2 separate regions of the Homo sapiens genome follow, and region 2 is linked to region 1. Evidence: read pairs that join two places in POLR2A ChIA-PET (ENCODE). Cell type or tissue: PC-9. All regions are shown on one strand. Links, peaks and the distances in the headings refer to the core of each region. The heading gives the core; the rest is flanking DNA. Region 1 overlaps EXD3 (exonuclease 3'-5' domain containing 3). Region 2 overlaps PNPLA7 (patatin like domain 7, lysophospholipase).

The links. ChIA-PET counts read pairs that join two places held together with the same protein. Peaks named below come from ENCODE experiments on the same cell type or tissue, not always from the same donor. Only the 100,000 strongest peaks of a DNase experiment are listed, where the experiment ranks them.
Region 2: POLR2A ChIA-PET joins it to region 1 with 15 read pairs; 5 of 35 experiments call an interaction of 5 or more read pairs at or near these places.

What each region holds. Positions count from the first base shown.
Region 1 is chr9:137,410,343-137,413,244 of GRCh38, forward strand. The region is part of intron 1 of EXD3 (exonuclease 3'-5' domain containing 3); the gene reads right to left. Among named protein-coding and RNA genes, the nearest start is that of EXD3, 11 kb to the right of the region's middle. RefSeq lists silencers at 1,429-1,608, 1,544-1,913, 2,655-2,902. In PC-9, for the core only: no CTCF peak of the experiment used is centred there; a DNase peak (open chromatin) is centred at 1,499; H3K4me3 peaks cover 378 bases; H3K27ac peaks cover 363 bases.
Region 2 is chr9:137,521,640-137,524,541 of GRCh38, forward strand. PNPLA7 (patatin like domain 7, lysophospholipase) reads right to left here. Exons shown (of 35, transcript NM_001098537.3): 9 at 1,090-1,218; 10 at 1-77. Among named protein-coding and RNA genes, the nearest start is that of PNPLA7, 27 kb to the right of the region's middle. In PC-9, for the core only: no CTCF peak of the experiment used is centred there; no DNase peak of the experiment used is centred there.

The sequences.
Region 1 (2,902 bases), core at 246-2,745:
GGCGCGGTGGTGGGTGCCTGTAATCTCAGCTACCTGGGAGGGTGAGGCAGGAGAATCACTTGAACCCAGGAGGTGGAGGTTGCAGTGAGCTGAGATTGCACCACCGCATTCCAGCCTGGGCGACAGAGCGAAACTCTGTCTCAAAAAAAAAAAAAAAAAAAAATTAACAACCAACCCTTTTAAGTGTCTTCATTTCTTCTGAAAGGTGCTAACTCAAGCCAAATTGTTGCCATGAGTCCTGTGACCACAGAACGTTGGGTTCTGAGAACCCCAGAGGCTCTTGTTCCCTGGCCCCACGATCCACACCCAGGGAGACGACACAGCTGGGTCCCTACCCACACGGGGCAGAACTGCACAACGAGGAAGCCCCCCTGGGGGCGGCCTGGCATGGAGGAGGTGACCCACGGGGGACGTGCCTGACTCACTGTGGAGGCGACGCTGCTGAGGGCGGGGGGCAGGGCGAGGGCTGTGTCCTTTCCCACAGAGCCTGGCAGACCCCCAGGGCCTGAGTGAGGTCCAAGGCTCTGCAGGTGACTGTGCCTGGAGCCCCAGCCCCCGGCCTCAGTGCTTTCCCACAGAGCCTGGCAGACCCCCCAGGGCCTGAGTGAGGTCCAGGCGTCTCAGGGGACTGCAGGTGACTGTGCCTGGAGCCCCAGCCCCCAGCCTCAGTGCAGATTTCGGTCATTGGCTGTGGCTGCCCTGTGCGCTGAGCAGGTGTCCAGGTGGGCATAGGCTGGCACCTCTAGGGCCCCTGGACCACCGCAGAACCTGTAGCAGATTCCGGCTGAGGCCCCGAGGCCGGCCCCCCGGGTGGGGAGTCCCAGGCCTGGCCGTGAGATGGAGTAGATGATGCCGAATGGAGCGCAGGCGTGGGAGGGGCACGCACGCCCAGAAAGGCTCATCTTCACCCCAAACCCAGCTGAGCCCAGGATGCCCCCTTCCCAGAGAAGGAAACCAGCGAAGGCACAGCTGCCCCCGAGCCCTGGGCATGGGGCTTGCTCCGGAGATGGGCTCTGAGGCAGGATGGGGGGCAGCCCTGCTCCTCGGTTTCCTGGGAGGCCTGGCCAGACACCCGGCGGCCTCCCAGGGAGCCTCCACAGGAAGGCGGGACCGGCGGGACCAACAGGATGTGCAGGGGCCCCTCCCTCGAAGCTTCGCCCTCAAGTAGGACCCAAAGCTCCCTCAAACGACCCCTGAACAGGCCGACCTTGAAGGACCCCACAAGAACCCAGGTTGCTGGCAGAGGCTCAGAGGTGGCCATGGCAGGCCAGCGGCGGCCGTCAGTCTCTCCATCGGTGCCACAGCACCACCAGCCCCGGGACCTGGAAAAGGAGCGGCAGGCGGAGGCGGGGGTGGGGGAGGTTGGGGGGAGGGGGATGGGTGGGGGAGGGGGAGGGGGTGGGGGAGTGGGAGGGAGTCGGGGAGGCGGAGGGCTTCCTGTGGCCGCGGTGCACAATGGTGTTTTCTGCACACCGCAGTGAGTCACCCAAGACGGACTGGAAGCCGGGCCACCCTGCATTCTTGTCCGGGCGCCAGGTCACGCTTCCTCTGCGGTTTTTCTGTGGTGTTTCCCTGAGGACCGGTGGGCCCTCCAGGTGGGCCTTGTGCCGCCAGCAGGCGTGGCCAGGAGGGCGGGAGGCGGCAAGAGAGTGGGCTGTGTGCCCCCCAGGTCTCCCTGGCACCCCGATGGGGGGCTCCCAGGCTCCCCCACCCCCACAGAGCCGGCCTTACTGCCCTCTTCTGAGAGCGCCAACCTTGAGGGCCCTGCAGCCGCCACCCCCAGGATGCGGCAAGGACAGGGGGCTGGAGGCCGGCCTGAGACCCAGAGCGAGTGGGCGGGCAACACTGGCTTCAGAGCCCCCAGAAGCTGTTGATCCCAAAGGAGGCCTCCAAGGCCTGTCCCCTCCCCACCTCATATTGTCTGACACAGCAGCCACAGCTGAAAGTGCAAGACACGTGATTAGAGAAGGGTCAATATCTCTGTGACAGCTTTTTATATCGACTGCATGTGGAAATGGAAATATTTTGGGCATACTGGAGTTAAATAAAATATATTATTAAAATAAATTCACTTGTTTCTCAGTTTTTAAATGTGTCTACAAGAAAACTTAAAAGCCTCCTCGTCATAAAGCTCCAGGTGCCCACCGGGGCCCTTCCAGGAGAAGCAAACAGCCCCGCGGCCACCACTCCCCAAACAGTGTCAGTGGGAACCAGAAACATTCCACATGGGACAGGGTGGATACCCCAGAGCCCCCCGGGAGCAGCCCCCAGAGGCACGAGGGCACAGCAGGATGAGCTGATGCTGGCAAGATGGCCACGCACAGCCGGGGCCCCTCGGGAGGGAGTTCAGGCCTCCTCAGTGAACAGCAGCCTTGACTCACACACTGTGTCCACTGGCTTCAAAGGGAATTCCATGTGTTTACCATCTCAGTGACCATTTTTATTTAATTTTTTTGAGACAGGGTCTCACTGTCGCCCAGGATGGAGTGCGGTGGGGCGATCACGGCTCACGGCAGCCTCAATCTCCAGGGCTCAAACGATCCTCCCACCTCAGCCTCCTGAGTAGCTGGGACCACCGGAGTGCACGCTACACCTGGATAATTTTGGGAGGGGTATTTTTTGTAGAGATGGGGTCTCACTACGTCACCCAGACTGGTCTCAAACTCCTGAGCTCGGTAATCCTCCTGCCTCAACCTCCCTAAGTGCTGGGATTACAGGCGTGAGCCACCACACCCAGCCTCAGTAACTGCTCTATAACTTTGAGATATAATTCACATACCATAAAATTTACCCTCAAAGTTACAACTCGGTGTTTTCAACATGTTCACATACATGAGTCACCATCACCACTATCCAACTCCAGAACTTTTTTTTTTGAGACGGAGTCTCACTCCGTCGCCCA
Region 2 (2,902 bases), core at 138-2,637, 110 kb after region 1:
TTGAAGAGCTCTGTGGTCAGGCCGAGGTAGTTGTGCAGAGCCAGAAAGGTCACCCTCTGCAGCCGCACCATGATGATCTGCAAGAACACGCCAGCTGCGCGGTGACCACCGGCCTGGGGTACAGGGCGGGCCCCCGGCAGCACCACACAGAGCACTGAGAACCGTGCCCCAAACCCTGCAGATGCCACAGACCGAACCCTCTCAGGGTGAAAAACCCCGCAGACTTGACACCTCACCACGGTCAAGTAACACGTTCACATCACGGGGAATGGGACAAGGGGCACATGAAGACTGCATTGTTTTTGCAAGTTTTCTATAAATCTAAAGTTACTCCAAAGTGAGAAGTTTAATAAAAATGTAAAAATCTCTTTGGGGGTAGTGAGGGATCTTAAGACCTCTTTGAGATTGTGAACATTCATTTTTATTTTAAGATATATATTACAATTTTTTTTTGACATGGTGTCTCGCTATGCCGCCCAGGCTGGAGTGCAGTGGCACCATCTCGGCTCACTGCAAGCTCCGCCTCCCGGGTTCATGCCGTTCTCCTGCCTCAGCCTCCCGAGTAGCTGGGACTACAGGCGCCCGCCACCACGCCTGGCTAATTTTTTGTATTTTTAGCAGAGACGGGGTTTCACCGTGTGAGCCAGGATGGTCTCGATCTCCTGACCTCGTGATCCGCCCACCTCGGCCTCCCACAGTGCTGGGGTTACAGGCGGGAGCCGCCGCGCCCGGCCAAGAGACGGGGTTTCACCGTGTGAGCCAGGATGGTCTCGATCTCCTGACCTCGTGATCCGCCCGCCTCGGCCTCCCACAGTGCTGGGGTTACAGGCGTGAGCCGCCGCGCCCGGCCCCAGATTTTTAAAATATAACCTTCATTATTCCCGAACCCACTCAGAATCCCACAACACCAGTGGTAAGTCCCGCCAATGAAGTTGATTTCTCTATTCCTCTGAAATCACCTTCATGGCTGTAAAGCTCAGAACTGAGAAAGTAAGTGGGCAATAAACCCACTCAAATCCCAAACCAGTGCCCAGGCCCCCCCAGGGTGACCCACAGCAGCTAGAAGAGTTGTCTGAAAAAGTGACTCACCTGCACCACCCTCACCAGAGTTTCCGGATATTTCTCAAAAACTCCATGAAAAGCCGCAGCTGGAAGCCGGAGGATGGTGGACGGGATGGCCGCGCGGACGGAGACCGTTTTGTAAGGTGCAGCATGGCCCTGTAACAACAGCTCCATCAGTCCCCACTCTGTGGGCCTGGCCAACCCCCCAGGGAATGCCAAGGCTCCTGGAAGCCCTGGAGGAGGCCCCGCCTGCTGCCCAGTCACACGGCTCCATTCTCCCTCCCAGGCTGGGCTGTGCAAAGTGCTGCTTTTGGCACCAGCTGCACACGTTTTTTGACTGTCCAAGACATGTGCGGCGAAGGACTGGCTGACGATGAAATGTGGGTGAGGGGAGGCCCGCAGGCAGCCACCCCACCAGACCTGGGCACTCACCATGGGGAGTTCCAACCACTCCCACCTGCCACTGAGGCTCACGGACCAGCTCACCAGCGTCCTACTCTACGTCCGACATCAGCGTCGGTACCCCTCGCCAAAGGGCGTGCCAGACACCAACCTGAGCGGGCTTCCTAAAAAGGCCACCGAGAGGGTCAGGAGCCACCACTGTCAAATGCCCACCGCCACAGTGGGGTCACCGCCTAGGACAGGGAGCGCGCACTGCCGGGTCGCACGAGGCCCAGGTGAGGAGCCACAGTGGCTCACCGCGTGGATGTGGCCAGCAGAGCTCCACACGGCCAAGGAAAGAGCCCAGGAAAAGCCCCAGTGAGTGACGTGGTTTCCATCTTCTAGAAATTGGTGGGCTCTAGAGAGAAAAGGCTGTTTTTAAATCACGCTGTGATCTGCATGCAGGCAGATTCTTCTGGAAACTTGTTGGCTCTAGAGACGAAAGGCTGTTGTTTACACCATGCCGTCACCTGCCTGCAGAGACAGATTTTTTTTTTTTTTTGAGACAGAGTCTCGTTCTGTCGTCCAGGCTGGAGTGCAATGGCGTGATCTTGGCTCACTGCAAGCTCCGCCTCCCGGGTTCACACCATTCTCCTGCCTCAGCCTCCACAGTAGCTGGGGCTACAAGCGCCCGCCACCACGCCCGGCTAATTTGTTTTTTGAATTTTTAGTAGAGACAGGGTTTCACTGTGTTAGCCAGGAGGGTCTCGATCTCCTGACCTCGTGATCCGCCCACCTCGGCCTCCCAAAGTGCTGGGATTACCGGCGTGAGCCACCACGCCTGGCTCAGATTATTCTGGAAATTAGTTGGCTCTAGAGAGAAAAGCCTTCTGTTTACATCACGCCGTCACCTGCATGCAGAGGCAGATTCACCCTTTTTGGTGCACACCTCTAGCATTTTCACCCCCACCACAGAAACAGAACAATCCCAACCTCCAATGCCCCTGGCAGCCTTTTCGCAACCTCCTTTCTTCCCACCACTGGGTCTTGGCAATGCTCCCCCGTCTTCTGTCCCAGTGGTTGTGCCTTTGTCAAAATGTCACATAAATGGAGGCACAGAGTGTGGAGGCTTCCCTCAGCGGTGTGACACACTCGAGATTCCCCCACGGTGGCATGTCTGACAGAGGTCTCTGCCTTGACTCCCAAGTGCTGGCTGTCTCGTGGAGGCCTCGCAGGGTCTCCGTCCATTCAGCAGTCGAGATTCCCCCACGGTGGCGCGTCTGCCAGAGGCCTGTGCCTTGGCTCCTGAGTGCTGGCTGCCTCATGGAGGCCTTGCAGTGTCTCCTCGTGAAGGCCTCGCAGGGTCTCCGTCCATTCAGCAGTCGAAGGATATTTGTGTTGTTTCCACTGGGGACAATTCTAAATAAAGCTGCTTGATAAATATGCATCTCCCAGTGTT